3 separate regions of the Homo sapiens genome follow, and regions 2 and 3 are each linked to region 1. The links are chromatin loops, found by intact Hi-C in ENCODE. Cell type or tissue: natural killer cell. All regions are shown on one strand. Each heading gives the region's core, and the rest is flanking DNA. Links, peaks and the distances in the headings are about the cores only.

The links. Hi-C counts contacts between places; a loop is a spot of excess contacts. Peaks named below come from ENCODE experiments on the same cell type or tissue, not always from the same donor. Only the 100,000 strongest peaks of a DNase experiment are listed, where the experiment ranks them.
Region 2: a loop joins it to region 1, with 3 times the contacts of the local background. A loop is called at or near these places in 1 of 110 quality-filtered maps.
Region 3: a loop joins it to region 1, with 6 times the contacts of the local background. A loop is called at or near these places in 1 of 110 quality-filtered maps.

What each region holds. Positions count from the first base shown.
Region 1 is chr19:28,496,184-28,506,583 of GRCh38, forward strand. It overlaps the pseudogene LOC100420587. Among named protein-coding and RNA genes, the nearest start is that of ERVE-5, 110 kb to the right of the region's middle. In natural killer cell, for the core only: no CTCF peak of the experiment used is centred there; a DNase peak (open chromatin) is centred at 5,238; H3K4me3 peaks cover 857 bases; H3K27ac peaks cover 4,704 bases.
Region 2 is chr19:28,546,679-28,557,078 of GRCh38, forward strand. It overlaps the pseudogene LOC100420587. Among named protein-coding and RNA genes, the nearest start is that of ERVE-5, 55 kb to the right of the region's middle. In natural killer cell, for the core only: no CTCF peak of the experiment used is centred there; no DNase peak of the experiment used is centred there; H3K27ac peaks cover 1,849 bases.
Region 3 is chr19:28,569,977-28,580,376 of GRCh38, forward strand. It overlaps the pseudogene LOC100420587. Among named protein-coding and RNA genes, the nearest start is that of ERVE-5, 32 kb to the right of the region's middle. In natural killer cell, for the core only: no CTCF peak of the experiment used is centred there; no DNase peak of the experiment used is centred there; H3K27ac peaks cover 1,582 bases.

The DNA of each region.
Region 1 (10,400 bases), core at 2,127-7,126:
CAAATTTACAAGAAAAAAAAATAACCCCATCAAAAAGTGGGCAAAGGATATGAACAGATACTTCTCAAAAGAAGACATTTATGCAGCCAACAGACACATGAAAAAATGCTCATCATCACTGGACATCAGAGAAATGCAAATCAAAACCACAATGAGATACCATCTCACACCAGTTAGAATGGCGATCATTAAAAAGTCAGGAAACAACAGGTGCTGGAGAGGATGTGGAGAAATAGGAACACTTTTACACTGTTGGTGAGACTGTAAACTAGTTCAACCATTGTGGAAGACAGTGTCATGATTCCTCAAGGATCTAGAACTAGAAATACCATTTGACCCAGCAATCCCATTACCGGGTATATTCCCTTTCTTATCAGTTGTATGACAATAGGCAAACTGCTTTATCTCTCTGAACCTCGTTTTCTTCATTTAGAAAACAGAGCTTATGCCTATTTTGGAAGACATTGTTAATTCACTCAAGACCCAGCCAAATGCAGTGGCTCACGCCTGTAATCCCAGCGCTATGGGAGGCTGAGGTGGGAGGATTGCTTGAGGCCAGGAGTCTGAGACTCATCTGGGCAAAAAAGTGAGACCCCAATGCTACAAAAAATTAGCCAGTTGTAGTGGAGTGCACCTGTGGTTCCAGCTTCTCAGGAGGCTGAGGCAGAAATATTGCTGGAGCCTGGGAGGTTGAGGCTGCAGTGAGCTGTGATAGCACCACTGCTCCCCAGCCTGGGAGACAGAGTGAGACCATCTCAAAAAAAAAAAAAAAGAAAGAAAAGCCATTCCTAGCCCTCTTTCTTTCTTGTCTTTCTCAGCTTTAAAGAGCAGAACACTCAGTGCCCCATTTCCAAGTGTGATGATGAGGGCAGTCGGCAATGGGGCCTACGAGAAAGCCATCATGTTCTTGGTAAAGGGAAGATGTTGGTTTGGTCTCCTGAAAAGCAAGGCTTCTGAGAGCAGAGGCCACGTTTTCTCCTGTGGGACCCCAACTTGCCAAACCCAGGGCTGAAAGTGTGGCTGGTGCTCATGGAAAACCCAACTTGAAATCAGGAATGGCCGGACCTGCCTTGAGCTGTATATGTTGCAGTCACCTTTGAATACAAAGGCCAAAAAAATTCTCTGTGGTTGGCTTTGGAGAGGTTGTCAGGAAGAGCTGTAAGAAAGTGATGATTCACAGCAAAGAAAACAATGGATGAAATAAAAAGGCAGCCTGCAAATAGGGAAAAACACATCTGCAAAATATCAGATAGGAGGTTCATATGCAAGATTTGTTAAAAACTCATACAACTCTGCCGGTGCGGTGGCTCATGCCTATAATGCCAGCCTTTGGGAGGCTGAGGCGGGTGAATCACGAGGTCAGGAGTTTGAGACTAGCCTGGCCAACATGGTGAAACCCTGTCTCTACTAAAAATACAAAAAATTACCTGGGTGTAGTCGCAGGTGCCTGTAATCCCAGCTACTCGGGAGGCTGAGGCAGAATTGCTTGAACCCAGGAGGCGGAGGTTGCAGTGAGCTGAGATGGCGCCACTGTACTCTAGCCTAGGCAACAGAGTGAGACTCCATCTCAAAAACAAAAACAAACAAAAAAAACCCCACAAAAAACCTCATGCAACTCAATAGCAAGAAAACGTGTAACCCAATTAACAAATGTGCAAAGGACTTGAATAGGCATTTCTCCAAAGATGAAATGAAAATGACCAACATCATTAGGAAAAAGCAAATCAAAACCACTATGAGAAAACACCTCCCACCTGTCAGGGTGGCTACAATAAAAAAACCAGTGATAACAAGTGGTGGTGAGGGTGTGGAGAATGGGAACCCTTGTACACTGTTGATAGGAGTGTCAATTGGCAAAGCAACTATGGAAAACAGTATGAAGGCTCCAGACAAAATTAAAAATAGCACTACCATCTGACCCAGCAGTCCCACTTCTGGGTACATACTCAAAGGAGATGAAATCACCATCTCGTCAAGGCATCTGCACTCCCATGCTCACTGCGGCACTTCACAGCAGCCAAGGTACGTACACGCCCTAGGGGTCTATCAATGGACAAATAAAGAAACCATGGTGTGTGTACAAAACAAAATGTTACTCAGCCTTAAAAAAGACGGAGATCCTGCCACTTGCCATAACAGGGATAGGCTTGGAGGACATTATGATAAGTGAAATAAGTCAGACACAGAAAGATAAATAATGCATAACTTCACTTCTATGTGAAATCTTAAAAAAAAGGTTACATATATACACACGTATATACACACGTATATATACACACATGTATATATACACGTATATACACACATGTATATATACACGCATATACACACATGTATATATACACGTATATACACACATGTATATATATACACGTATACATATATGTACACGTGTGTATATATACACACATATATACACATATATACACACACACATATATACTATATATACATATATATATACACATACACACAGAGAGAGAGAGAGAGAGAGAATAAAACAGTGGTTAGCAGGGTCAGGATAGGGGAGCAGGAGGAAACAGAGACATAGCTCAAAGGCTCCCACATAGCAAATATGCAGGATGAACAAGTCTAAAGATGGAATGCACAGCAGGAGGGCTGTGGCTGATAACAGTGGATCCTCTTCTTTGCTAAATGAGAAGATTATAACTGCTTTTGCCACAGGGGGAGGCAGATGCCTTAAAAAAATAAAATGATTATTGACAAAGTGATAAATAATAAGAGTGAAGGAAATTTGATGATTAAGTTTGCAAAGGGGAAATAAAACAATTTGTCCAGCACTACACCATAGCAAAACAATGTGTTTAAAATATAAAACAAAATAAAACTGGGTCAGATGTATTTATTTTTTGTTGTTGCTATTGTTTTTAATTTAAAATTCAGCCACTCTCTCAAGGGCCTGCTCATGATGAAAAATACATTCCAGTTTTTACAGCTGCCATAAGACCTCATAAGAGCAGTGGGGTAATTTCAAGGGACTTCTCTTGAACTACAGGGGGGCCCTTGGCTCTATGTTTAGTGAAGTCTTGCAGGAGACTTGATGATAAAAACCACACCTGTGGACAATTCCTTCTCTAGGTCCCATGCTAGGACAGAGCTTACTCCTCCAGCCCCTACTGGCGGTCCACTCTCCAAGCTGCCATTCCTTTACCCAGGACACTCACAGATACAACTCCAACCCACACCTTGGGTGAGACATGTCTTGGGCTAAAGCGCGAGCTATTATTCAGAACCCCAGGACTGAGAACCCTTCACAGTACAAATGTGAGGTTGTTTTTTTCTTCCTTCCTTTTTTTTTTTTTTTTTTTTTTTTTTGAGACAGGGTTTCACTCTGTCACCTAGGCTGAGTGCAGTGCCATGCTCATAGCTCACTGCAGCCTCAGCCTTCTGGGCTGAAGTGATCCTCCCACCTTAGCTTCCTAAACAGCTAGGACTACAGGCATGCACCATTATGCCCAGCAAATTTTTAAATTATTATTATTATTTGTAGAGACAGAGTCTTGCTATGTTGTCCAGCCTGGTCTCAAACTCCTGGCCTCAAGTGATCCTCCTGCCTCAGCCTCTCAAAGTGCTGGGATTACAGGTGTGAGGCACCACACCTGGCCTGATTTTTTTCTTTTAGTTAGCATCAAGTGTTCATTCTGGTCCCCAAAGTTCAGCAAATGTATAAATACTGAGCAGCAGTGTGCCCATGCCCCTCTCCCTGGTCAGCCTTTACAACACTGAACACGTGTGTTATGCTCCCAAAAACCCCTCCTTAAGAATGGGAATATGCAAGGGAAACACAACACTAAACCTCTTTTGTTAGCATTCCTGATAAATTCGCACTTATTACTCCAGTGAAAATTGTCTGTATGCAGAGAAAGTGCTTTAAACACAGCAGATTGGTCAGCCTCTGGTCCCCTCTGGCTCCTACAAACTTTCCAATCCTTTTACTTTGAAGCTGGGTCACTGCAGTGAGGTGCGTGTTGTTGTTCTGCAGAATCCAGTTGCATTTCATCACAGAGCTTTCATAAGAATCCATTTATCAAATTATTCCTTCGAAAACTGGAGTGGCACAGATCAAACCAACTGAGGAGCTGCGTGACACTTTAAGTCCCGATGTCAGTGCTGCCCAAATACAAGCTAGATTATCAAGTGCTTTTCAAGAACACTTTAATGCCTTGTTCTCATGAACTCTGACAGTCTGACGATTAGGATTAAAATGGGTCATTTGTAGGAATTGCATAAGGGCCGGAAGTTACAGCCCTTTCAGAAAGCACTTCTGCCAGCCCTCCCACCAGGAGTCAGGGGTGGCCCAGGATGGATGGGTGTGTCAGCTGGGCTCTGGAAGCTCACTGTGGCACCCTGTCTGCAGCAGATGTCTGTGGGGGCCCCACTTGCACCCCCTTGGTTCCTGGCATCTGCATTTCTGCTGACCAGAGGGCCAACAGCCTGAATGCACTTCTTTTCCTGCAGGCTTGCTTCTGTCCCTGGAACCCACTCTGCCCATAGATGTGGCAGGCCAGAAATGCCAGGGAATTCAGCTCTCCAGGAGTGACCCTTGGCCAATGGCTGACAGAAGCTAACGAGGTGTGCCCCAGATCTCTCATTCATTCGTGGGTAACCCTGAGTCCTGAGTGTAAGTTCCCCCAGAGTGGCTAACTCCAGTGGCCCCTGGCTGACTGGGTAGTTACTCACCTTCTGCTGCTGTCTTCCCCTCCATGCCTCGCTTCCACACTCCCCTATCTGTGCTTCCTGGGTTCACTTCCCAAGTAAACCACTTGCACTCACATCCTGGCCTCGGGGTCGGCTTCCAGGGGAACCCAGACTAAGACACTGCTATCCTTGCTGAGATTTAAGACGGAGCGCACATCTCCCAGGCTAGGGAGGGAACACCCAAAGCCACCGCTTTCCCAGAGACTCTGACCCAGCTGGGACCATTACCAATGTGCATCACTTGACCCTAGATGTGAAATCAAGAGCCGGAAGAAGCCATCACAGCAGACACAGCAGTGGCCACCCCATGAGTTTCCAGAAGCTCTCATGTGTGCTCCAAGGACTGGAGTTGAACAAATGGGAGGAGGAAGAATGAATTGTTTTCCTGCTGTATCTCCTTCTACAGGCAGCTTTCCGCTGGCTGTTGTCCCTCTTGTCATCTTCTGTAGGCTTAGAGAGAAAATCACAAGGCAAGAGAGAGGATCTTGCAAGCATAGAGCTGTGAGGTGTGATGAAATTGTCAAGTTCCTGTGAGCCCGCGTGTGAGAATAAAGGAAACTTGCATCTTTGTGGGTGACAGAAACACCAGTTCTGTTAGCAGAGGCCTCCCCAGGAAATTCAGTGTCTGTAATTCTCTTATTGTGAGAAGATAAATAGCATTCTTATTTTGTGAATTTGAACCCATCAAAGTTTTGTAGTTGAGAATGCCACATTCATGTCCATCCAAGGAGCATTCCCTGACTCTCCACAGTAGGGCTGGCCTGTGCTGAGAGTGGGACACAGGGAAAGAACACATAGTCCCGGCCTCTTCAGTAGCAAACAGAAGAGAGACATACACCAAGAAAAAATGGCATGAAATGACATTCGCCACAGTGAAAAAGCAATGGGCCATGAAATATGGGGCACAGATTCAGTCACTGAAATCGGGGAGGTTCCAGAAGCGAGTGACATCGAAGCTGAGTGTTGAGGGAGAACTGTTAGCAGAAGAAGGGGCATGAGCAGACAACATTCCAGGCACCATCAAAAAGGCAGAGAAGCAAGAAGAAGAGCTCAAAGTTTAAAGAACATCATCTTATTCCAAATAATTGAGAAAATGTTGCTGTTCACGCAAGTGCAAATGATGTGGCTATTTTAATGTATGTTCACATTTAACAGTGTTTTCTTTTTTGTATTAAGTAAAATACAGGACTCAGTAGACAACCCTGATGCTCCATCCTTAAGCTTCAAGTGAGCCTCCCCAGAGCTGAGAGCTGCAGGGTACAGGAAGTGGGGGATGCCATGTGGAGGTGAGTAGGGGAGGAGGAAGTGAAGGGCGGGAGCAGGCAAGGGAAGTCAGAGATGAGGGGCATGGTGAGTTGCGGAGTGTGAGAGGTGATGCAGGGAGCAGCAAGAGATGGAAATAGGAGGGTGGGGATGACCTGTTTATGTTTTCTTAATGCAATTGGTTTGGGGACCATCACAAAACATACAACTTGTCAAACTGCCCAAGGCCCTCCAGCTCTCTCCCTCTCTCTCTCCTCTCTTCCTGTAACATGCACACAGACATTCACCACAAGGAGCTGTATTCCTGGATGATCAACCAAATGGACTGTCTAGGGCCTGTCATTACATTTCCATGACTGTCTCTAAATCACTTTGTCCTGATTTCAGAACCAAGGCGGTAACCTCCCAACCCAATTTCCTTGAATCTTACCAAGGTGATGGTGAATTAGTGTTGATAGTAAATAAAGTCAGAGCTTTGAGACATTATTGAAGAAAAGACACAGGAAAATAAAAACAATAACATTAATTAGCTCCAAGTCAGTATAATTTCCTATCTAAAATAATAAAGAGGCTTTAAAGAAAATAACCACTAAAGCCTATCTTTGTGCCAAAAAGTCCACAGAGCCTTATCTTCTCACAAAGGCCCCTCCAAAGGTCATCAACCTTATTCCCATTTTGGAGAGACCTCAGCCTCTGGAATTGCTGCAAGAAAAGTATGACTGCCCCGAAGGACTGAAGCATTCAGATTTCATAAAAAACATCTGTTTGCCTTTTATGGCTGGTTTTACAGAAGATGGAGATGTTAGTAAATATTCCATTTCTTAAAAAATGTCAGTAATTTTAGTGACTTTGTCCCTCAGTAACACATGAAAAGTGAATGGATGATGCAAATCTTGAAAAGATAAACATCAGTATTTACATAAGGAGCGTTACCCAACGAATTGAGTGGAGCACAGAGGGGATTCTTTCTAAGTAATAAGAGACTGTCCTGAACCTCAAAACACTTCCAGTATTTGTGGAGACAAAATTCACAACAAAGAACACAGAATCTCACATGGCGTCTTGTGGGGTGGGCTGGAAAATGGTGAGAGCCCACGTGTTCTCCAGGAGGAGCAAGGCATGTATACTTAGAGGACTTTACAGTTTACAGATGACTTTCATTTTTCACGATCGCATTTAACCCCCCACAACAAGCAGGCAAGCAGTCTTCTGTTCTACACAAAGCTAAGAGGGGCCCAAGGCTGTGCAGCACTAGGAACAATTCTGGAACTTGAAACCGAAGTCTTCTAGGTCCAGCCCTGAGCGCTTTCTCCAGAAACTCTGCAACAGACCTCCAAGGTAACACCACACTGCTCTCACCACTCGGCACAGTGACCATCCTTAAACGAATGGATGAGCACTCAGAAGAATGAATGAGTGAACCCTGCCCCCACGGCCCTCTGGCTCACTCCACTCTCCTCATTCTCTAATCCCTAAAACTCCAGGCTTTTCACTATTCAGTGGCCGCAGGAAGACTCCGGGTTTTTCATATTTTATGCATACAGCTCCTCAGAGGGTCGCTTTCTAATAAAAGCACTGAGCATTGCAGAGAAAAATCTTTCTTTCTAATCAGGAGAAAAGGGCTTTCAAGGTCCGAGGCTGAAATCTGCGTTGTGAACGTTCAGAAATGAAATGCATGTTTCATTTGCAACTTTTGAAAAGGTCTGTGAGGATGCATTTGGCCTAGGTTTAAACGGAAAATGCCTTCATACTTTAATATTTACAACATAAAATTAATTAGTTTTTCTTTGATGAAACTTGAATCATTCAGCTTTCAGAAGCCAATTTAGCATTTCCATTTTGTTCTCTTCTACACACAAACATGCACACACACATATATGTGTGCTTACATATACATGCATACACAGTCACATCTGTATGCATCACATATATTCACGTGCACACCTACACACCTGCACATATGTACAGTCACACTTCATTCTTCTCATGCACAGACTGATTTAGTCAACACAGAAGAGTAGAAGGAATCAGTATTGGACTGCGCCGCCTGCTGTGTTTTAATATTCAACTATTTAATTCCAACTCTTAATGTACTTCCCCCTTGCTATTCTGCTGATGTTTCACTTTTAGAGACTCCACTCTGCTGAATCATTGTACCACAGAATTCTGAGTTGGGGCAGCTTAAGGCCACCTGAGGCTACTTCCCCTCTAAAGCATGAATCCTCTCCCAACAGTAACCAGACCAAGAAGTTCAGACTCTTTGGGATGCATCCAGGAATAGAGAACTTGCGCCCTGCTGAAGAAGTCTCATTCTTTTTCTCATGTCTCCTGACTGCAAAGGTCTTCAGGTCATAAAATTCAAGTCCTGTTTCTGCTTCTGACCCGTGGATTACCACAGACACATCAGATTCTGTTCTAAGCCCTAGGTTTAGCAAGAGGGTATTGGAACAACTGATCTTTAAGGTCCAACTAAGACGTTTTAATAATGCAGACACTTAAAATATCCTGCCTTATTTGGAGCCAAAAATCTCCTTCCTTACAGTGTCCACCCCCTGGTCCAAGCTCTGACCTCTGGGATTATACCTTCATCCTTGTGTAAGTGAGTGATAGCTGCACCATTTCCTCCAGGCGGGACTCCCCGGCTCTCTGCAAAGCTGTGTCCTGGGTACCTCTTGTGCCTGCCTCCCATCATTGTGGTCCACCTTTCACTCCAGCCGTTGCTGTGGCAACCAGCTTGTGAGGGTGGAGCCCAACAGCTCCTCATCTCAGCTGCACTATATTCCTCCCACCTTCTGCTCTAGAGGTAGCTCACCTTCTGATGCTCCATTGTGGAGTCTACAGGCCAGCCTGGACCAGAGGGACCAAACATCTGGGTGTTTTCAGGATTGAGGGGATTTTGGGGTTGCAGCAGGGCTTTTAGTTTGAAAATCAGGACAGTCCCAGGTCAAGTGGGACAAGTTGGTCACCCCAGCATGGGTTTAGGAGGGCCTTAACATCCACGGAATGACCCTCAGCAATGGGGGGCTCCAGGAGCTGGCAGCTGACCGCTCCCCTCCTCCTGCCCTGGACAGACTTGGTGGGTGCATTCTATACATACAGCTCCTCAGAGGGTCATGGAAGCATGAGGCCCCATTGCCCACAGTGGTGATTAATTTGGTAACTCCCCAATTAGAAAAGGCTTTTCCACCTATCTTGTTTTGTGCTCCTCAGTCCCCCCATGTCTGTTTTCTAGAATAGGATCTCACAATGAATGAACTACACACAAGTTCAGCTTTGGGTTCAGCTTTGGGAGGGGATTCCAGGCTCTGGCAGGCACCTGGGAAATTTGGATAATGAAAATGTCACAGGGTTGCACGTTTTGGATGCTGGACTTCTCATCCTAAGGTCCAGATGGCATTCTTCTAGAGTGAAGATCATGAGAAAGGGTCTTGGTTTCTTGACAGCTTCTCAGTATTCTTGCTTGCACATCAAGACAGCCAGGTTACTGCAGAAAATCATTTCTGTAGTTGTTGGTTCATTTTCTCAAAATACGGGATTTGGGGGTTACGTCTGAGAACCACACAGGGGATCTTGCCTCTGATCAAAATCAAATCAAAACACCTCCTGTGGTGACAGAGCAGGCATTTTATTTCCTGACAATATTTCTCCCATCTGATTCAATTTCAGCAAAGGAAATTTAAGTAGATGCAGGTGAAAGAATTGAGAACTGAGAGCTACCTGACTTGTGTTCCTCAGTAAAAAACAAACAAACAAACTGAAATATGTTTAACGGAAGAGGGGGAGAAGCCCACTACCCTCTTACACATATTCTGAGTCAAGTCGAGCTTTTCTGGGGACAGGATGAGGAAACCAGGTGACTGAGTATTTCTCCAGTACTCATCATGTGGCTTCTGCAGCACATTACACAAAGCATCTTACTTTATTCCTTAGAATGACCCCAAGGTGACCTTTGCCCTTGTGACCCCATTTTATGGCTGGAGAAACTGAGAGTCAGGAAGATGAGGGAATTTCACCAACATCACATAACTAGTCATCTGCAGACTGGGGCTCAAATCTGGGCAGTTCCAGCTCCAAAGTCTATAACCCTAACCAGTGCACTGTCTGGCCTCTCTAGAGAAGTAGAGTTCAGACAGGGTCAGGGGGCCCCTTTGTGGTATCATCCCCCTTCACCACATCTGCCCTTCTATGTCATTACTTGAGCTCTTTCCTCTAAGGAGAATTCCTTTCCTACCCACCCCCACCACCCCTCACCCCAGCCCCCTGCCCCACAGCTCCGGCTGTGAAAACCCTGCCAGTCCTTCTCGGCCCAGATCATGCCCCCCCGACCAAAGCTTCTTCAGCTACGTGCTGGGCAGCATCCCTTCCGCCACTGAATTCCCATAGTTGTTCACTATCGATGCTATGTAAATGCACACATC
Region 2 (10,400 bases), core at 2,859-7,858, 51 kb after region 1:
CTTCTCCTCAACACATATTCTCTTGGCTTCTGGGCCCTGTGCTCTTCCTTCCAGCTCTCTGGTCAGGCTTTCTCAGTCCATCCCTGGCTCCTCTTCCCCTCCCTGACCCTCACACCTGCTGTGGTCAGGGCCTCGTTCTGAGCCTTCCTCTCACGGCACACACCCTCCTCCATTGCCCTCCAAGTCATCTCCTTCTATAAGGCCTCTCTTCTAAGCTTATTATGTTCAAATAAGTGGTCTCCCTCAGCACTGGCATGTCGTGGGAAAACCACTGGGCTGGAACTCAAAAGACGTGCATGTGAGCCCAGATCCCCTGATATACACTGTGAAACCCAGAGAAAACTCACCTGCCCTGTGATGATCCAAACTGTCTTCTGTAAACTGATGCCAGGCCACAGGATTGTGTGAGGATAGTGACATCACATGGCTGGGTCCTTCGTAAAAGAAAAAGGCCAGCCCTGTGGGGGCTACTCTTTGCGGTGCCAGGTAGTGGGCCAGCAGCCCCTGATGAGGGAGGTCAGCTGCGGCCCTGTCCTGGGCAGGGGACATTCTGTGAACCAAGTGTTACAAGTTACCGTCACTACTGAAAGACTCCCCACCCTCCTCTTCCAAATAATTCTGAAAACATTTTGAAACAAATGATTTTGGAAGATAAAATATTTATGCAAAGAAGATATTTTAAAACCCCTTTCAGGCCAATTTTCTAAAATATTTCTCACGGGAAAAAATGCCTTTTGAGAAAGTTTCAGGCAAGATAGAGCTTGGACATAGGCTGTCTGTGCTAGAAGGTTCTTCATAGAAACCCTGTGAGCTGCAGAAGTCTCGATGTTAAACAAATAATTTTCCAGAAAACCCCATAACGTTAAATGGGTTAATGTGAGCACTAAAGGTATGCCAGGGTCCCTGGACCCCTCCTGCTTGCCCACTTCCTCACTCCTTTAGTTCTGGGAATCCCTGGGGAATTCTTGGTTTGGGCAAATGAAGTTTGCAAACATTGCTCTAACTTACTCTCTCCTTTGTTGAGTTAAGAAAGGAGAGACGACCAGCCAGGAACTGTGGCTCACGCCTGTAATCCCAGCACTTTGGGAGGCCAAGGTGGGAGGATCACGAGGTCAGGACCAGCCTGACCAATATGATGAAACCCCATCTCTGCTAAAAATACAAAAATTAGCTGGGTGTGGTGGCGTGTGCCTGTAGTCCCAGCTACACGGGAGGCTGAGGCAGAAGAATCGCTTGAACCCAGGAGGCGAAGTTTGCAGTGAGCAGGGATCGTGCCACTGCACTCCAGCCTGGGTGACAGAGTGAGACTCTGTCTCAAAAAAAAAAAAAAAAAAAAAAAAGAAAGAAAGGAGAGACGAGAAGGAAGGTGTGTCCGTGGCCATATCGACAGTGGCTCAGAACAGATCAGCTGCATCCTGGGCCACCAAGCTCACATGCTACCTGCTGGGGCAGCTGTAGGACCTCTAGCATGACAGTCACCTATGGACTTCTGGCAGGAGTGATGCCCATCTGTGACCCCAAATGCTTCTCAGTCCTCAAGGGACAGTGTTTGTTTAATGGCACAGGACACTCATGGATAGAGGGCAGAACCCAAGATTTTTGCTCAGAAGCAACAGAAAGAGAGGCTAGAGATTTATATGGAAGATGAGGACCAACTAAAACAACAGGAACCCCAAAGAACCAGACTCAGAAAAAGGCCACAGCCTTGTCAGGGTGCCAGAGATGCAGGGAATGACCTCCAACTCCTTCTTCTATCCTCTAATGACCCCTACTCAAATGCAAAGTTCTTGAGTCATAAGTTCGTCTCTATGCAGAGAGAAAACCTTGACTGACCATCCCACCAAGAAGGAAACCTTTAAATGTATTATGGAGTTGATGTATTTTTCTTTTCTTTTTTTTTTTTTTTTTTTTGAGTTGGAGTCTTACTCTGTCACCTAGGCTGGAGTGTGGTGGCATGATCTCGGCTCACTGCGACCTGCAACCTCCACCTCCCAGGTTCAAGTGACTTGACTGTCTCAGCCTCCTGAGTGGCTGGGACTACAGGTGTGCACCACCACGCCCCACTAATTTTTATATTTTCTAGTAGAGATGGGGTGTCACCATGTTGGCCAGGCTGGTCTCAAACTCCTGACCTCAACTGATCTGCCTGCCTTGGCCTCCCAAAGTGCTGGAATTAAGATGTGAGCCACTGCACCTGGCCATTATTTTTCACACTTACATATTAAAAAGTGCAATGGGGCTAGGAATGGAGGCTCACAACTGTATTCTCTGCACTTTGGGAGGCCAAGGTGGGAAGGTCACTTGAGCTCAGGAGTTCGAATCCAGGCTAAGCAACAAAAGGAGACCACGTCTCTACAAGAAAAAAAAAAAATCAGCTAGATGTGGTAGCATGTGCCTGCAATCCCAGTTACTTTTGCCTCCTTTATCAGAATGTTTCAGGCAAACATGCACTTGGCCATCGGAAATATTCCAATAATTTTCTGGTAGTTAACTTTCTTAAATTTCTTAACAGCCAGGAAACTTCTTTACTTTATTCTAATAATTTTCCCGTTGCTACAACCTGATAGTTAAGGAAGTTCAAATACCTTCTGGAATCTAGGAATCCATTTTTGCCTCAGTAGATGTAATGACTGCATGAAACTGTTGGCGAATGACATTCTCTGAGTGTGGACTCCACGTCAATGCTGTTCCAGGTGCTTTGCCCATGTTGACTCCATGAATCCACTCAACATGCTGGTTTCTTATCCTCATTTTGCAGATGAGGGAACTGAGGCACAGAGTGTAAGTCACTTGCCCACAGTCCCAGAGGATGTAAATGGCAGAGGCAGGATTCAAGCCTGACAGTCTTGGCTCTGGAGCCTTCGTGCTTAGCCACTCTTTATCCCCAAATCGCTGTCAACCAAGGTGAGCAGCGACCAAAATTTGACAAGCCTGAAACCACTGCTTGTTGCCCCCGACCTAGGACCAGCTAGACCACAGTTACTGCTGCTCTGAAGACAACACTGTCACTTCACACCTGCTCAGGGCCCTTCTTGGCACTGATGAATAAACCCAGCCTGGGGTCCGAGAAATGGGCAGTGCAGCTCTGAAGACACGCCCGAAGTTCTCTGTCCCGAGGGAGGACCTGGAGCCGCTGTCCCAGAAGCGTGTTCCTGATGGAAGGCACTCATAGGCTCTCTGCAGGGGAGACCTGCCAGTTCTGTTTTTATTGATTTTCACTTTGCAAAAAAGCCTCTTAAATCAAATCAAACTCACTAGGAAATGTGGGAGGTTGCAGGCGCACTGCCCTTTGTTTGTCTCTAGTGCTTTAAAGGTGTGTCCTTTCTTCTAAGTGGCTCAGGAGGCCAAAAGCTGTCCTGAAAGCATACCTCAACTTCCTGCCTTCACCTCTGTCAACCTTAAGGCAATTCTTGATGCATTTGATGTTGTTGTTTCCTGCCAGCCACAAGTCCATGAACTCCTAGGACTCTAAGACAAACAGTGCTGCTGCTGCATTTCTTTCCTTGGCTGTCTGCCCTCTCTGCTGCAGTCTAACCTGAGGGGGAAAGGGATTTGTGGTTCCAAAGACAGGGTCCAACTGAAGGAAAAGGCATCCCAAGCAGAGGGGTCAGCATGGTCGCCTGAGATGCATGCCTGGGTTCCTGGCCCTCTCCTTGGCATCCTAAGCAGAGGGGTCAGCATGGTCACCTAAGATGCGTGCCCAGGTTCCTGGCCCTCTCCTCGGCATGGTCGCCTGAGATGCATGCCCGGGTTCCTGGCCCTCTCCTCGGCATCCTAAGCAGAGGGGTCAGCATGGTCGCCTAAGATGCGTGCCCAGATTCCTGGCCCTCTCCTTGGCATGGTCGCCTGAGATGTGTGCCCGGGTCCCTGGCCCTCTCCTCGGCGTCCCAAGCAGAGGGGTCAGCATGGTCGCCTGAGATGTGTGCCCGGGTCCCTGGCCCTCTCCTCGGCGTCCCAAGCAGAGGGGTCAGCATGGTCGCCTGAGATGTGTGCCCGGGTTCCTGGCCCTCTCCCCGGTGTCCTTTAGTGCTGAAATGTCACTTACTCAGAAAGGTCTTTTCTAGATTTCCACTGTAAGCCAAAAATAAAATTCTGAGCCCCTCAAATGACCGAATGTATCTCCCTTTTGACCAAGGGAATCCCAGAGAAATCTGGAAAACTAGTCCAGGCCATGATGGAAAAAGGGCATCAGACATGCCTAGCTTTGGAGTTTAGGTATAACCGACAAGCATGAACACTGAAACAGAGATATTAAGACTGACAAAATAGACTGCAGCAATAAGACACTGAATTCCGACCTGACTGTGGCAGAGCATCGCATGACAGATAACAGATATCAAAGTTTCTTACCCCCAAAAATGTTTCTCTGACATAGTCTGAAATGTTCCTGAAAAGCTGTCTCTTGTGGGGGAAATTTGCATTCTGTAGAGAATCTCCTTCCCTTAGTAGGTTTTTTTTTTTTTTGGAGAGTCTGACACCTTTTTTTTTTTAGACAGTGTCTCACTCTTGTTGCCCAGGCTGGAGTGCAATGGCACAATCTCTGCTCACTGCAACCTCTGCCTCCTGGGTTCAAGTGATTCTCCTGCCTCAGTCTTCCAAGTAGCTTCAATTACAGGTGCCCGCCACCACGTCCAGCTAATTTTTTATATTTTTAGTAGAGACGGGGTTTCATCATGTTGGCCAGGCTGGTCTCAAACTCCTACCTCAGGTGATCCAGCCGCCTCAGCCTCCCAAACTGCTGGGATTACAGGCGTGAGCCACCGTGCCCGGCCCAAGTCTGATATCTTTTAATGTCCAATAAGAGAAATTTACCATCTATTCTCTGTGATGGCTGCTACCTGGAGGCTTAATCCACATGACAAGAACCTGGGCTTTCACAACCCCCTTATTTATATTTGAGCATTTATTTCTGCTGACCTCAAACTCTTCAGGCAAGGCTTAATTCTTTCAACCAATTGCCAACCAGGAATCTTTGACTCCACCTATGACCTGGAAGCCCCTGGCTTCCAAAAGTCCACCTTTCCAGGCCAAACAATGTGTATCTTCCATGTATTGACTTATGTCTTTGCCTGTAACTTCTATCTCCCTAAAACGTATAAAACCAAGCTGTAACACAGCCATCTTGTGCACATGTTCTCAGGACCTCCTGAGGCTGTGTCCAAAGCCCCTGGGCCTTAACCTTTTGGTAAAATAAACCTCTAAATTGATTGAGACCTGTCTCAGTTACTTTCTGGTTTTCACACTCAAAAAATGCCGTATCTTTATGATCTTAAGGTAAGTAAAAATATTTAAACAGGGCACACACATGAAACATATAAGACAAACTCGACAAACTGGTCTATATTAAAAATAAGAACTTCTGTTTATCGAAAGAGATCATTAGGAGAGTGCAAACAGCAAGCATGAGAGCAGAGTGTATACTCATTATACACATGGCAACAAAGGCCTCAGGGCCAGAATGTGTCAACCAGAAATAATAACATCCTCCCCATGTACCTCAAATTCCATGATGAATGTGGACAGATTTTGAAACCTACAAAATGCTTCATCAGTATAAGGAATGACATGCTTGGTCTTCTTGGTGGGTCACTGCAACAGTCCCAGATGGAGCCGAGGCAGTCTCTCCCTTTCGCATGGCAAAACCAGGGATCGCCACCCTCCCACCTATGCCCATTACCTACAAGATGCCACCCAGGGTCCTTGGCATGTCTTTTACAGACCTTCATCCTTTAGTCCTTGCTGTCATCTCTCCCCTTATCCTCACCATTGGCCCCATCCATGCTGAGCTCCAGCCCCCCTGAGTTGCTTTGCCCCGATTACACCACACTCATTAACATCCCTGGGCCTTCCGCAAGCTCTTTCCTCTTCCCAAGATACTCTTTCCTCCCTGCACTGGCAAGCCACCACACTCAGCTGAGGATTTCAGGGGTTCAACACCACAGCTGCTTTGTGGCCTGCTTTAGAGAACCATACAGACAGGGACTGTATACCAAACACGTCAGCCCCACTCCTTGGTCTTGGGAATGGATACAAAGAAAGCAGAGATGCCACCGAAAGAAAGGAAAAAAAAAATAAAAAAAGCCTGGCAGGGAAGTTCCAGATGATGTTGTGTGAGAGGGTGGTCTCTCAGAATAATCCCAGCAGACGCACATGCACTTCCTGCCTTTCCTATGAGACTTCCCTGTGAGACTGTGACACAGCCCCGAATCCTGGCTTTGGCAGCTGACAGACATGGGTCCAAGTCCAAGCTCTGCCAGTTACTAGATAAATGACCTTGAGCAAATTACTCCAGCTCCCTCAGTTTCCCCATCGATCACTTGGGGTAACAAAGCCAACCCTGCCACTACAGACATCAGACTAAGCCACTCTTGTGGTTTGAAGATGGTGAGGGGAATCTGTTGGATTCTAGTTGAGCACGCTGATGACTCATCAGTTCAAATATCACGTGGCTTTCCTATTTCCCGTGTCAGTTGCAGGGCCTCTAAAATGGCTGTGACTTCCATCATATGCCCCATTCGTGGCTGTCCCCAGGCACTGGAAACACCCTACCTTCATCTGCTGTGCCAGGCATGCCGGCCTCCCCCAGGCTTTTCAGAGACTCTGAAGATTTCCCAGGCATGAACACCTTGCACATCCCAGACACAGCCCATTGCTTGCAGCAGATGTAGCATCAAACACCCTTTGTGATTCTGAGGATCATAAAAAACATTACCCAAAAAGTTTCCTTTTAAATACCAATGGTTTTCTCTGCCATGCCACCCAGATTTCAACCGTATGCAGCTTCATGCTAAGAGCTTCACTGAAAGTAAATGAAAGGGACAGCTTTAGAGTTGGCTGAAGACTGTTTGTTTGAAGGGAGACTGTATAAGCTGGTATAATGTTTAATTCTGGATGTCTGGTGGAGAGATCTCTTAGTAGCTATGGGAAGAAAAAATAGATAGGTATTTAAGGGTTTTGAACTTGGGAACAGAGTGGAGATAAACGGGCAAATGTGCTTTGGATAAGTCCAAAGTGACATGTTTGAATACACACACACACACACACAAACACACACACACACACAAAGTTATACTGAAGATTATAGCTGAAGATTCCTAAACAAGTCTAAAGCAAGCCTTTCTTAAAGAAGTGTACAGTTGGGATATATAACTGCTATAACAAAACTCAAGATTTCAACAGCTTAACACAATAAAAAATGGTATCCCTCCTCAGATCACAGTGGTTGAGCCACTCTCCTGGACAGCCCTCCTCCATGTGATGACACAAGTGCCCAAGTTCCTTCTGTCTTGCAGTTCTGCCTTGCTTGGACCTTCCACATCTACCCCATGAACCCACTGGAAAGGGAAGGCAAATGAGAGTTTGGGAGGTTCCATATGCAGGGCCTACGGGAGCCCATGACACTTCTGCCCACATTTCACAGACCCCATCTCACGGCAGCAGTCAGACATGAGTCCCCTGTGTACCTGGGCTTGGTGAACACATAACCGTCTCCGTCACTAGAATCACTAGAAGCATTCAAGCTACCAAAAATATTTCCCTTATCATTTGATGTCTAACCTTCACTGACCTTTTAACAAACCTGTTGAACATCTGCCCTGGGCCAAGCATGTTAGGGCAGGAGACCAGAGAAACACATGTGCATGTGAGAAGGGGCGGCACAGGAGTTTGGGGCCCAGGCTCTGAAGTTGGAATCCACAGGCTCAAATTCTGCCTCCATCCCTTTTTAAGCAAAATAATACCATGGGCAATCAATCTAATCTCTCTGTGTCTCTATTTTCTCATGGGTTTAGTGGAGACAATAGTGTTTATATCACAGATGATGGTGAGAACCAAACAGGAAAATACAAACAGGGTGTAAGCCCTGCCCAGAACTCCACAGTCCTACCTCCTCCTCCTGAGACCAAGGGATCCCCGCAGGTGGTGAGGGGTTTGCATGTTTGTTTTACCTTTAAAGGTGGGGAAGAAAAGCTTCCTCCAGGATGCTGGGCTATCCTAGAGACAGCTGGGCCAGGCCCTCCTAAGGCCAGCATGCAAAGGCCACAGTGAGGGGCCCTGTGTAAGTCACATATATCCAACTGGTTACCAGTTACCAACCAGTTATTATACCCCCAATCCACAGGCTTAGAAGCCCTGCTACCATTACCTGGAGAAGACTGCCCTACCCTGCTCCTCTCCACATGGGTGTCAGCCAGGATGCCCTGGCCCTGCCTCTCCTACAGCTTCTCTCCCCATGCCAGAAGCAGGCAGCCTGTAAATGTTAAGGCTCATCTTAGGATAGAGCTGCCCAGGTGGGCAACCGGCAGGACAGGCTTTCCCCTCAAGGACGAAGACAGCCTGGGAGGAAGGAATGGCAGCCATTCTCCTGCCTGCCTGGCCCAGGAAGCCCTGTGGTAGGAACCCACATAGACAAACTGAGTTCTCCTGTGGTTTTTCTCTGTCCATCAGGGAAAATGCCATTTTAGTTATTGTTGTTATCCACGCTATTAGCATAGGAAAAGGATAACATTTTTAACAATAACAACCACATGTAAAGCACTTTATAATTTTCAAATGATTTATGCCAGCATAGCGGCTTCATTCCTTGAAGCAAGATGTAACAGGCTGGGAATTTATGCACCAGACATTTTAAGTTTCCTCAGCAGAGGTGTCAGTGACTTGCCCAGGGGCCCTGGACAGAACTGCAAATAAGGGCTGCTGACTCTTCTGACCAAGGGCGGAATCAGGGCCAGAAGGGATATTTGGCCTCAGTATGGACTACTTCATCAGACAAATTTTTTCTGGTCCTTATATCCTTTCCACTCTCAGCACAGCTGTCCCTCAAGATCACAGATAAAAGGCACTGTCAACGCACTATTAGACACCAGGGGAGAAGTCAGTGCAAGAAGGTCAGGAATGAGGCTCTGGGGTCAAAGTAAATCAGGCCAAAGGACAATAGACATTGAACCTACCACCCTACCCGCTTCCCATCCCAAACGGATAATGAGAAAGTTGAATTAGGATAACCCTGGGTTCCTGATTCCAGCCAAACCTCGATCCCTTAACTCAGCCAAGTGCTACACTGAGTGCCAGGGACAGGGGCATAAGAGGACTGGGGGAGGCCTCAGCCCTGCCCCCAGGGAACTTGCAGTCTAGCACCGACTTTCTATTCCTGTGTCTATCATCAACGTTCCTCCCCAAATTTCCACAAACATCCAATCAAAATGTGCTAAGCTGTAAAACCTTAAGTAGAAATTTGCTCCTAATAGAGTCTGGAAATTTTGATATTGCCCTCAGCGCAGTCAGGCAGGAAATAGGAGGCTACATGGAGATGGAAGGTGGCTTGTGCGAGTTAACTAAGGAGCCGACTTGGCGCTTCTGATTTTCTGCAGGGACAAAACATCAGGTATCAGGGACCTTTAGATACACATGAGAGAAACCCTACCCCAAGGTGGGCCTTGCTGCCTCCTACAACGGAGGAGCCTGGAGGCATGCCGGCTTCAGGCACAGTGGGATGGAAGAGCATGTGTGTGTTTCAGGGAAGCCTCCTCTGTCTCTCCTCCCCATTGGCTCCCCTCTGAAGCAGACCCTCCTCAGTGGTGGCAGCAACTCCAGGGCACCCAACCTGTGCTGTTCCAGCAAAGTAGAAAAAAAACAAGAGTTTCTCTCCTAGAATTCCCAGCAAAACCTGGTGGCATCTTATTGGTCATAACTGGGTCATGTGCTAACTCCAGAATCAATCAAGGAGGGCAAGGGAGTGGGATGTGAGGACTGCCTCACACCCACCAGCCAGGCTCCCACTTCCCAGAACCTGAGAAGGGGTCACATGATCCAGACACAAGGAACAGTGTGGTCTCCCAGGGACCTCAGAGGTGCCTGAGCAGAGGCCACATGTCAGATATGTGGTGCTTACCCAAGGGGCAGGGTCTTCACCCATTCTAATGTGTAATCCTCTGAGTGCAAGGACTCTCTGAAAGTCTTGGCACACATCCAAAACCTTTCAGGGTTGTTGTAAAGAACCATTACAGCTGCAGGCAGCAAAACCCCTGAAAGAGGGCACATGGCAGGTTGGCAGCTCCCCTCCTATTCCTCTCCAGAGCAGGAACCCCATTTCATCTTCCAATGGAAGAGAATGCTGCAGGACCCCCATCTCCCCCCACAGCCTTCCCTGCTTATCAAACACATCATACAGCCATCTCTAAAAAGTCCACAAAACCCAATACACATCCAAGAAAATAATAATTAGATATCTGAATGCTGGGCTGAGTCTAAATGAGTCACATAGGTCTTGTTTGCATCACACAAAATAAAGTTAACTGTCTCAAAATAGAGAGGAAGAAAAAAAAAAGTTTGTGACATCTTTTCTTCTGGCAGCAGCCAAATATGATGAGCAAGTAATAAAACAATTCCATTTAAATTGCACC
Region 3 (10,400 bases), core at 2,787-7,786, 74 kb after region 1:
TGCTTCTCCGCCTTCCCAGGTGCAGCCGTGATCACAGCAGGGCCCTCACAACCTGCCCCTTCCTCTATGCAATGTCTCTCATGGAAGCTTTCAAATTCTTGTAGCATTCTGACCCCTGAATTTATTGTCTATTGATTGCATGGGATTCATTACTTTCTATTGACTGCTCATGCTGCTGGTATTGTGGATAAATGCTAATTCCTCAATAATTTATACCATATGTGGATCATCCAAGGCAAAAAACACTCTTTTTCTCCCTTTTATAGATTTTGTTCATTTCCTTCTGGGGAACATCATGATCCACATGAAATCCGGAAAATGAATATGTCAAATTATTTTGATTTGCAGCCAGGCTGACAATGCAGCCTCGGCTTCCCATTGACACCATTATTGGATGGTAACTCAAGGAAAATTGGGGCCTTTAAGGAGATGAGCCAAGAAGTGGGGTGCTGTCCCCAAGATAGGGGCATCAGGCAGGGTTGAGATAGCCTTGAGTCTCCCAGCAAGCCCCCAGCCCTCTAGGCAGTTTCTGTTCTCACCCCACAGGCCCAGCTTTCTCTGTGCTGGAAATTAGAAAGGCAGTGAACAGAAAAGTTTTCTTTGCCCTAATAATAAAGACCCCCCAAAACCTGTGTTCTCATGTCCAAAATCCTTTCCCACAAACCAAGCTTAAAGAATACCTTTTTTAAAAAAATGGTAATAAACAGAAAGTCACGGTTTAGAGTACAGGCTCCAAAAAAGTCTACCTGGGTCTAAATCCTGGCTTCTATGTGAGCTGGGACACATTACTTCACCTTTCCACCTTTATTTCCTCAACTTTAAGTCGAGGATGCTATGGAAACGAGAAATGACCCACCTTAGCACAGCTTACCTAGGAGATAGTGAACCTGAATTCTATCCTCCCCAGCTTGAGCTGCGGAAGGGCCATGAACTCTGAGCATCCTGGAGTTCTAGACTCTGTACTGCACTTGTCTACAGTTGCTCTCCTGGGCAATGCCCATGGATTTTGTTTAAACCAATGATGTTCAGACATATGGACTTATTCCATCTAATTCAGAGTGCTGGTTTCCAATCCCTAATCAACAGAACTGCCATGAACTATATGCCCTTCTCTCCCAGCATTTCAAAACCACAGCTTTTCCCTCTTAGCAAACTGCTTGGTAAATTTCTTCATTGGTTTGTATTTCCTTCCTAACTCCCAGAGTTCAGAAATCAAGCTGCTTTGTTTCTGGGTGGTCTTTGTTTTCATCATTGACAATAGCAGCAGTACTTCTGCAAAGGAGGTTGAAAGAATTAAATAATGCATACGAAATGCTTAGCACAGTACCTGAAATAAGGTAGGGCTCCTCTCAGTGTTACTCATGAGCCTGGCATAAAGTAGTGTCTCATGTCTCAACAAATATTTATTGAATAAATAAAAATAGTCGTCTTTCTTTCTTTCTTTCTCTTTCTTTCTTTCTTTCTTTCTTTCTTTCTTTCTTTCTTTCTTTCTTTCTTTCCTTTCTTTCTCTCTCTCTCTCTCTCTCTCTGTCTCTCCTTCTCTCTTTCTCTCTTTCTCTCTTTCTTTCTTTCTTTCTTTTCTCTTTCTTTTTTTGAGACAGAGTTTCGCTCTTGTCTCCCAGGCTGGAGTGCAACGGCATGATCTTGGCTCACTGAAACCTCTGCCTCCTGGGTTCAAGTGATTCTCCTGCCTCAGCCTAGGAGTAGCTAGTATTACCGGCGTGCATCACCATGCCTGGCTAATTTTTGTATTTCTAGTACAGACAGGGTTTCATTATGTTGGCCAGGCTGGTCTGGCACTCCTGACCTCAGGTGATCCACCTGCTTCGGCCTCCCAAAGTGCTGGGATTACAGGCGTGAGCCACCGTGCCTGGCCTTTGTTTTTTTTCTTTTTTGAGACAGGGTCTTGCTCTGTGACCCAGACTAAAGTGCAGTGGTGCAACCATGGCTCACTGCAGTCTTGACCTCCCGTGCTTAAGCAATTCTCCCACCTCAGCTTCCTGAGCAGCTGGAACTACAGGCACACATCACCACACCTGGCTAAATTTTCAATTAATTAATTTAGTTTTCGTAGAGATTGGATCTCACAAGGTTGCTGAAGTTTATCTCAAATTCCTGAGCTCAAGCAATAGTCCAGCCTCAGCTTCCCAAAGTGCTGGGATTACAGGAGAGAGCCACTGTGCCTGGATAATGAAGGTAGTCTTTTATGCATTTCACATCCATTATCTCATTCGAATCTCCTCCAAAACTTAATGAAACAGGTTATATAGATAAGAAAAATGGAGGCTCAGAGGCCGAAGTGGCTTGCCCATAATTGCATATGTAACTGGGGTTGATTTAGAACTCAAGTGTGCACCCCAAGCTCCAGATGTAAGGTGCTCTCTCCTTCACAGAGCACTATGACTTCAGGTGGGGGCAAGTATGGGAGCAAGATCACGGTGCTCACATGGCACTTCCACACTCTGCTTTCCCTCCATCCCTTCCCTTCCTTTCCTTTTCCTCTCATCTGTCAAAATCTCCCTTATCTACCTTCCCCTCTCCCATTTTCCCTCTGATACCAGTTTCACCATGGGGAAAATGGGGGACTGGACAGATAATTTCCAAAGGGACCATCACCCTCTTTGACAGGACATAAGTTCTTGAGGTGTGGGTGGCTGATACCCAGGTGCCTTTCCTGGAAGCAGACAAAGTAGGTGACCTGGGAACACAAAAGACCCTGAATCCTCAAAGGTGATGCTAGAAGGTGCATTGGGCTGAGGAAAAAGAAAAGAGAGACTGAGGGCAAGAAAGAGGAAAGCTAAGCAGCAGGAGGTGCAGAGGTTAAGAGCAAGGGCTTTAGACCAGACAACACAGGTTCAAAACCCAGCCCTGCCACTTATTTGCAGTGTGACCTTGAACAAGTCACTAAACCTCTCTGTGCCTTAAGGTTTTTATTGGTAAAATGGAAATGATGATGATAACAGTACCCAGCTCATAAGGCTATCGTGGAGGTAAAAGGAGGTCATACAGGTAAAGGACAGAATAGTGTCTGGCACTCAACTGACGTCTATTTTTATTATTTCAAGTTTGCTCATGGCAGTGCTTTCCTGTCAATGATGCAATTCACTGCTTTTATCTGCAAAAAGAAAAGACTGCCAGGCATGCCCACACATTCAAGCCCCCAAGAATCCAACCCTTGACCATCTCTCCAGCTTCCATATCTTCACCTTATACAGCCCCCTCTCTGCTTCCTCGAGCCCTCAAACCTGGCTCTTGTTCTCTCTGGAGCTCAAGCCAGTTCCCCGATGTTAGTTCCTGTCTCCCTTCAGGTCTCAACTTCTCAGACAGGCTTTGCCTGACTCCCATAGCACCTTGACTCCCATGGCATCAGACTAAATGGCATCTTCCTGCATGAAAATGCAAACTCCAGAAGGACAGACAACCTGCGAGGCATGGTAACCTATGCAATAGTTTGGGGCTGAGTTGTTTTTGTATGTTTCTTCTTAAGGAACACACATTGACATGCTTGCACACCCATAGGGCATGTCTGAAGGATGCACAAGGACCGGAAGCAGAAACTGCACTAGGAATCACCTACTTTTCACCATAAGCCCTAGGTGCCATTTAAATTACATGTCATGGAGAATTAGTACTTAATCAAAGCAAATCCACAAATCCACATTAAAAAAAATTAAATTTGGAAGGCCAGGGTTGGTGGCTCATGCCTGTAATCCCAGCACTTTGGGAGGCCGAGGCGGGAGGATCACCTGAGGTCAGGAATTCAAGACCAGCCTGGCCAACATGGTGAAATCCCATCTCTACTAAACATACAAATATTAGTCGGGCGTGGTGGTGGGCACCTGTAATCCCAGCTACTGGGGAGGCTGAGGCAGGAGAATCACTTGAACCCAGGAGGGGGAGTTTGGAGTATGCCAATATTGCACCATTGCACTCCAGCCTGGGTGACAGAGCAAGACTCCATGTCGAAATAAAATAAAATAAAATAAAATAAAATAAAATAAAATAAAATAAAACAAAACAAAGTAAAATTTGGAAACTATGATCCTTCAAACAGGATAACAGTGGCAAAGGAATTTTTACACAATTGGTCAATAAAGAACAGAACAAAGAGACCAGAAAAAGACGTAGCAAGAGTTGCCTTGGTGTTCACACTGCAGCAGTCACCCAGATCCTTGCAAGCAGGCTGTTCCCAACTTCCTGACAACTAGCATTGCTCAGGCGATGCTTCTGTGCCTAACCTGCAGCAGCCACGGGACACACTAGTACACACTTGGCCAGGCACAAAATGGCCTCAAAGTCTCCAACCACAACACTAGAACCTTAAGACAAAGCAGTGTTGATACAGTTTCAGTCTGCATCCCCACTCAAACCTCATATTGAGTTGTAATCTCTAGTGTTGGAGGTGGAGGCTGGTGGGAGGTGATTGGATCTTGGGGGTGGTAGCTAGTGGTTTAGCACCATTCCCCTACTGCTGTCTCATGATAGAGTTCTCATGAAATCTGGTTGTCCAAAGCATGTGGAACCTTCCCCTTCGCTCTCTCCCTTCCTCCTGCTCCTTCCATGTAAGACGGGCCGGCTTCCCCTTTGCCTTTCACCTTGACTGTAAGTCTCCTGAGGCCTCCTCAGCCATGCTTCCTATACAGCATGCATAACTATGAGCCAATTAAATACCTTTTTTTTTAAATAAATTACCCAGTCCCCGGTCGTTCTTTATGGCAGTGTGAGAATAAACTAATATATATCTTTAAAATTCCAAAAGACAATTCTAGAATTCTATATACAACCAACCTATCAAACAAATATTAGGGTAGACTTAAGATTCTTTCAGAAATTAAATGCCTCCAAATATGCACAAATGAGACACGCCTCCTGAGCAAGCTAGCAGAGCTTGTGCTCCCCAGAATGAGGGGGTAATCTATGAAAAGGTAAGACATAAGGTTCAGGAAACATAGAATCTAGCAAAGGAGACAGGTGAAAGAAATTTTAGACGCCCGTCTTTTGTCTTAGCTTAGAGTCCCCCAAAGCAGACTCTGAGACAAGAACTCATGGGCAGGCAGTTAAATTTAGAGGCAATCCCAAGAATCTCAATGAAGGCATGCGGACGTAAGATGAGCAAGCAAGAACGGCCAGTGAGTGGCTGACAGTGCACAGGTTCCCACTGTGGGGAGTGAGTGGGTGACAGTGAACAGGTTCCCACTGTGGTGAATGAGTGGGTGACAGTGAACAGGTTCCTACTGTGGGGAGTGAGTGGGTGACAGTGAACAGGTTCTCACTGTGGTGAGGGGGTGACAGTGAACAGGTTCCCACTGTGGGGAGTGAGCGGGTGACAGTGAACAGGTTCCCACTGTGGTGAATGAGTGGGTGACAGTGAACAGGTTCCCACTGTGGTGAATGAGTGGGTGACAGTGAACAGGTTCTCACTGTGGTGAGTGGGTGACAGTGAACAGGTTCCCACTGTGGGGAGTGAGTGGGTGACAGTGAACAGGTTCTCACTGTGGTGAATGAGTGGGTGACAGTGAACAGGTTCTCACTGTGGTGAGTGGGTGACAATGAACAGGTTCCCACTGTGGTGAGTGGGTGACAGTGAACAGGTTCCCACTGTGGGGAGTGAGTGGGTGACAGTGAACAGGTTCCCACTGTGGTGAGTGGGTGACAGTGAACAGGTTCCCACTGTGGGGAGTGAGTGGGTGACAGTGAACAGGTTCCCACTGTGGTGAATGAGTGGATGACAGTGAACAGGTTCCCACTGTGTTGAGTGGGTGACAGTGAACAGGTTCCCACTGTGATGAATGAGTGGGTGACAGTGAACAGGTTCTCACTGTGGTGAGGGGGTGACAGTGAACAGGTTTCCACTGTGGGGAGTGAGTGGGTGACAGTGAACAGGTTCCCACTGTGGTGAGTGGGTGACAGTGAACATGTTCCCACTGTGGTGAATGAGTGGGTGACAGTGAACAGGTTCTCACTCTGGTGAATGAATGGTTGACAGTGAACAGGTTATAACTGTGATGAATGAGTGGGTGACAGTGAACAGATTACCACTGTGGTGACTGGCTAAGTCCTGCTGGGAACCTGCTATATGAGGCCATTTCTGCATTGCTATAAAGCAATACCTGAAGCTGGGTCATTTATAAGGTGAGAGGTTTATTTGGCTCATGGTTCTGCAGTCTGTGCTGGAAACATGGTGCCAGGATTTGCTTCTGGTGAGGCCCCAGGAAGCTTCCACTCATGGTGGAAAGCAAAAGGGGAGCAGGTGTCCCACCTGGTGGGAGTGGAATCATGAGGGTGGGGAGGTGTCACACACTTTTAAACAGCGAGATCTCATGAGCACTCACTCATTATTGCGAGGAGGGCACCAAGAGGATGGTGCTAAACCATTCATGAGAAATCCATCCCCATGATCCAATCACCTCCCACCAGGCCTCACCTCCAATACTGGGGGTTACATTTCAACATGAGATCTGGGGGAACAAATACTCAAACTACTGAACATTTAAGAACTCCGTAGAACACACTTCAGAATTATCCTGACAAGGTACCAAGGGCCAAGGAATCTGGATTCAAACCCTCACAATATGTCTGGGGGCTATCGCCACCCATTCCCATCCTTTATTGACTGAGGATTACTCTCTTAACCTCCCAGCCTTTTTGGGCTGAGCCCCATGGGCCACAGGCCATAAGCATTAATGGCAGAAAAAGTGCTCTGACAGACACAAGTGTTCAAGATAGGATGGCATCAGTAAGCATGGAAACTGCTGGTGGCCTCTGGTGTGTGCCAAGGGGATATGGGTGGTGCACTGGCAGCATCTGCTGCATCTGATAAAATGCAAGCTCCTGAGGATGGGCCTACACTACTCCAGCATCCAGCACAATGCAGTCACTTAGTCCTGGGTGGATGCTTGGATGGATGGATGGATGGATGGATGGATGGACAGTTGGATGGATGGACGGATGGATGGATGGATGGATGGATGGACAAATAAGCAAAAGAACATAGTTGAAAATAGGATGAACAGTAGGTGCCTGGGAAAGAAGGAAGTTGAAAATGGAGTTTGACCTTCAGGCACACCAAACTAATTGTCTTTATAATTTTGAGACAATTTTGCTAAACACGTGCCGCCCCACCCCACCCCTCACACACAGCTTCAAAGGTGATGGGGACACTAAGCCCCAAGCCATGCCACAAGCTTCACTCACTGTTGGCCTCTGTCCACTCACTTTAAGGCCATATTTTGGTTAGAAACTTTCTGTGGCAATGCTTGCATAAATCATATTAAATATATTCTTTGCTCAATGGTACTGTGCACCAGGGTAGCTAGCTGTGCCAAGACAGCTGCTAAATTAGAATGCTCTTAAATCAGCCGCAGATGCCTAAATGTTTATAGCTTTGAAGTTCCCCCAGCCATGACTCCTCCTTCTCCTCCCACCAGCCTGATCTTTATGATGCTTTTTAAAGCCAGCTGCAGGGTAAGCAATGTTTGAAACTCAGCACAGGGACAGAGGGCAGCTGTGCACATGTGGGGTCAACCACAACCCCAAGGTGAGTCCAGCCCCGGCCTGTGAAGGATGGCAGGAAAATGAGGGAAAGGATTCTTTCTCACAGCAGAGTCATGGAGAGTCACAGCAGAATAGGCCCCAGGGGATATCCAGGTCTAGAATTCTCCAGCTTTTTCTCACCCAAGGCCCTGAGCTCAAACACAACCTTAAGTAGAAAACATAAACAAATGTACCAACAGGGTGGAATGAAAAGTGATTTTGTTTATTTTCAAAAAAAGCGCCAGCAGCTTCTCAGGCTGGGTGGAAGAATGTCACCTTAGAGCAGGTCTCTCTGAGAAGTGTCATGTGAGCGGCCCCCTCTGGCATGCAGTGGAAGGTGGGGGCACCAGCAAAAGTGGGATAGGACATTTGGTGGCATCGTGCCCCCGGAGCGGAAGGGGAGGAGTGGGGGAGGAGGACACATTTGCAAAGGAGCCAAGGAACCTCCAGGAAGGAAAAGCATCAAGACCAACTCTTCCTTCTGGAGCTCTGACATGACGAGAAACTCTGGGGGGTTTGGATGGTCCTCACTGAGCCTCAGGGCCCCAGAAGAGAACCGCAAATGAGCTGAGTCCAGATTAGCGGTGGGGTGGGAGGATCAGTTCTAGGACATCAGGAAAAGAAGGCCACCTGGGCCCAGTGTTTTCTCTCTGAGAGGAGGAAGCATGGCAGTGACTGACAGGAGACTCCTGCTGCCGCCTTAGACTCTAAATGATGCTGGGTTAGGCCATCGGGAAGCACTGGGCTTCCCTGCCAGGCTAGACAGGTAAATGCTCAGAAATGAAGAGGAAAGAACTGCACCTGCACCTCAGGCTGATGGGTTACGCTAAACAGATGCAAGAGACCAGGTGGGATGGCTCACGCCTGCAATCCCAGCACTTTGGGAGGTTGAAGTGGGAGGATCGCTTGAGGCCAGGAGTTTAAGAGCAGCCGGGACAACATAGCAAGACCCCATATCTACAAATTTTTTTTTTTAAAAAGAGATGGGTGTGAGGGCAGGCACCTGTAGTCCCAGCTATTCAGAAGACTAAGGTTGGACGACTGCTCGAACCCAAGGCTGAGACTGCAGTGAAGTGTAATCGTGCCCCACTACACCCCTGCCTGGGCAACAAAGACAGAACCCAGCTCTAAAAACAAATAGCAAGCAAACAAACAAACAAACAAAAAACCCAACAGAGGCGAGGCTGAGTGTAGAAGAAGCAGACTTTGCCAAGTTAGCTTTAAGTTGGAACCCGAAGTCTAAAGGCAGAGGTTGCTCACTGGCACTGGTCATGTCACTGTTAGATGCCCACAAAGTATAGACACTTGGAAGAAAATAGGTTTTACTACTGGAGACCCTCCCCATGCACGTGGTGGAATGCATAAGGGTTCCAGTTCTTCCCCTTTCCTGTGTCCACATTTTTGCATCAAATCTGCCTAGGGGCAAAAGGAAATTCCCTGATGTTGGATGCAGTCACATGACTTGTTCTGGCCAATGAGACACTGGCAAGCATGGCCCACATGCTACACTTGTATGGTGCGGCTTCTCAGCCTGTGCCTCTACCATCACCTGGGAAGGGAGAGACTTAGAGAAGAGCTGCCCTGCCAGAACTCAGTGCCAGCCACGTGAACTGCAGGAACCAGTGGCTGGGGTTTCGAGCCAGTGGCTTTTGGGTTGCTTTGCTATGTAGCATTTCTGTGGCAATAGCTAATACAAAAATTCAAGAAGAAATGGGCAGACCAGTCGGCACTCCAGGGAGCACTGTCGCCTCTCTCAGCTGAAACAATGGGCTGTCCTGGAGCAGCTGGCAGCCCTCTCCTGAGGGCAGAACCATTAGGATGGTGTCTCCCAGGCCCTGCCCTTAACCCTGCTCCTCATCTCTGCCCCCTCTCCCCCAACCCCAGCCCCAGAATCCCTGTGGGCCACACCATCTGTGCACCCTCTTCTGGATATTGATCCATCCCCAAGGTCCCTGTTATTCCAGAGACTAGGCTGGAATTGCAGCTGCTTCCTCAGGGTATTCTAGCAGAAGATAATGGAAAAAACCCAACTTGATTCTCTAGGATATGGGTGTTATTAATGTTCTCCTGAAAGCAGAACTGAGCTGAGGACTTGGGTATAGTTGGTTTCTTTAGAATTTGATCCCAGGAAGCTGGAATAAGAAGTGCAGAGGGTGAGGAAGGAAAGGGAGAGAAGCTACGGTGGGTCTGCTGGGTTCGTTGCCACTGTGGGAAACTGAGGCTCCATCCTGCCGGGGACTGTCTGGGGAGCTGTAGAGAAAACACCTCAGACTCATCCCTCTAAGATATGGGAGGCTGGGGCATTTACCCACAGGTCCTATCCCCATGGAGAGCTGCTGTCCCTGGTATATCAATTACCTCCCACCAACCACAGCCATTCCCACCCTGCACCTGCCCTTGAGGGCTGAGTAAGTACACAGTTTGGAGAAATCCCTGAGAACCACTGAGAGCCTGGATGGCCTGAGGTGAGAAGCTTGCAGCCTGCAAATGAAGGCAGAGACAGGGCAGGAGGCAGCATGGGCACCAACTGGGGCTGCTACACTGAGGGCCCATAAGACAAGTATGTTAACTTTGCACTGTGATCTTGCTAGACCTTCACAGCAAACCCTGTCTTACGGGTAAAGAAACAGGCTCCAAGCAGTGAGTGACTTCACCAAGGCCAGCTAGCAAGTGATGACTTTTGTCCCCAAAGCCCTGGCAGCCAGATTCTGAATCCATTGTTCTTACCCTTGGCCTCAGGGCTTTCCCATTAACTAATTAATTTACTCAACAAATATTAATTATGATGTAGACACTGTGGTAGGTGATATGGAGGATTGCCGAGTACAGTTGTACAATTTGTGCACTGTGAAAAAATACCATATCTA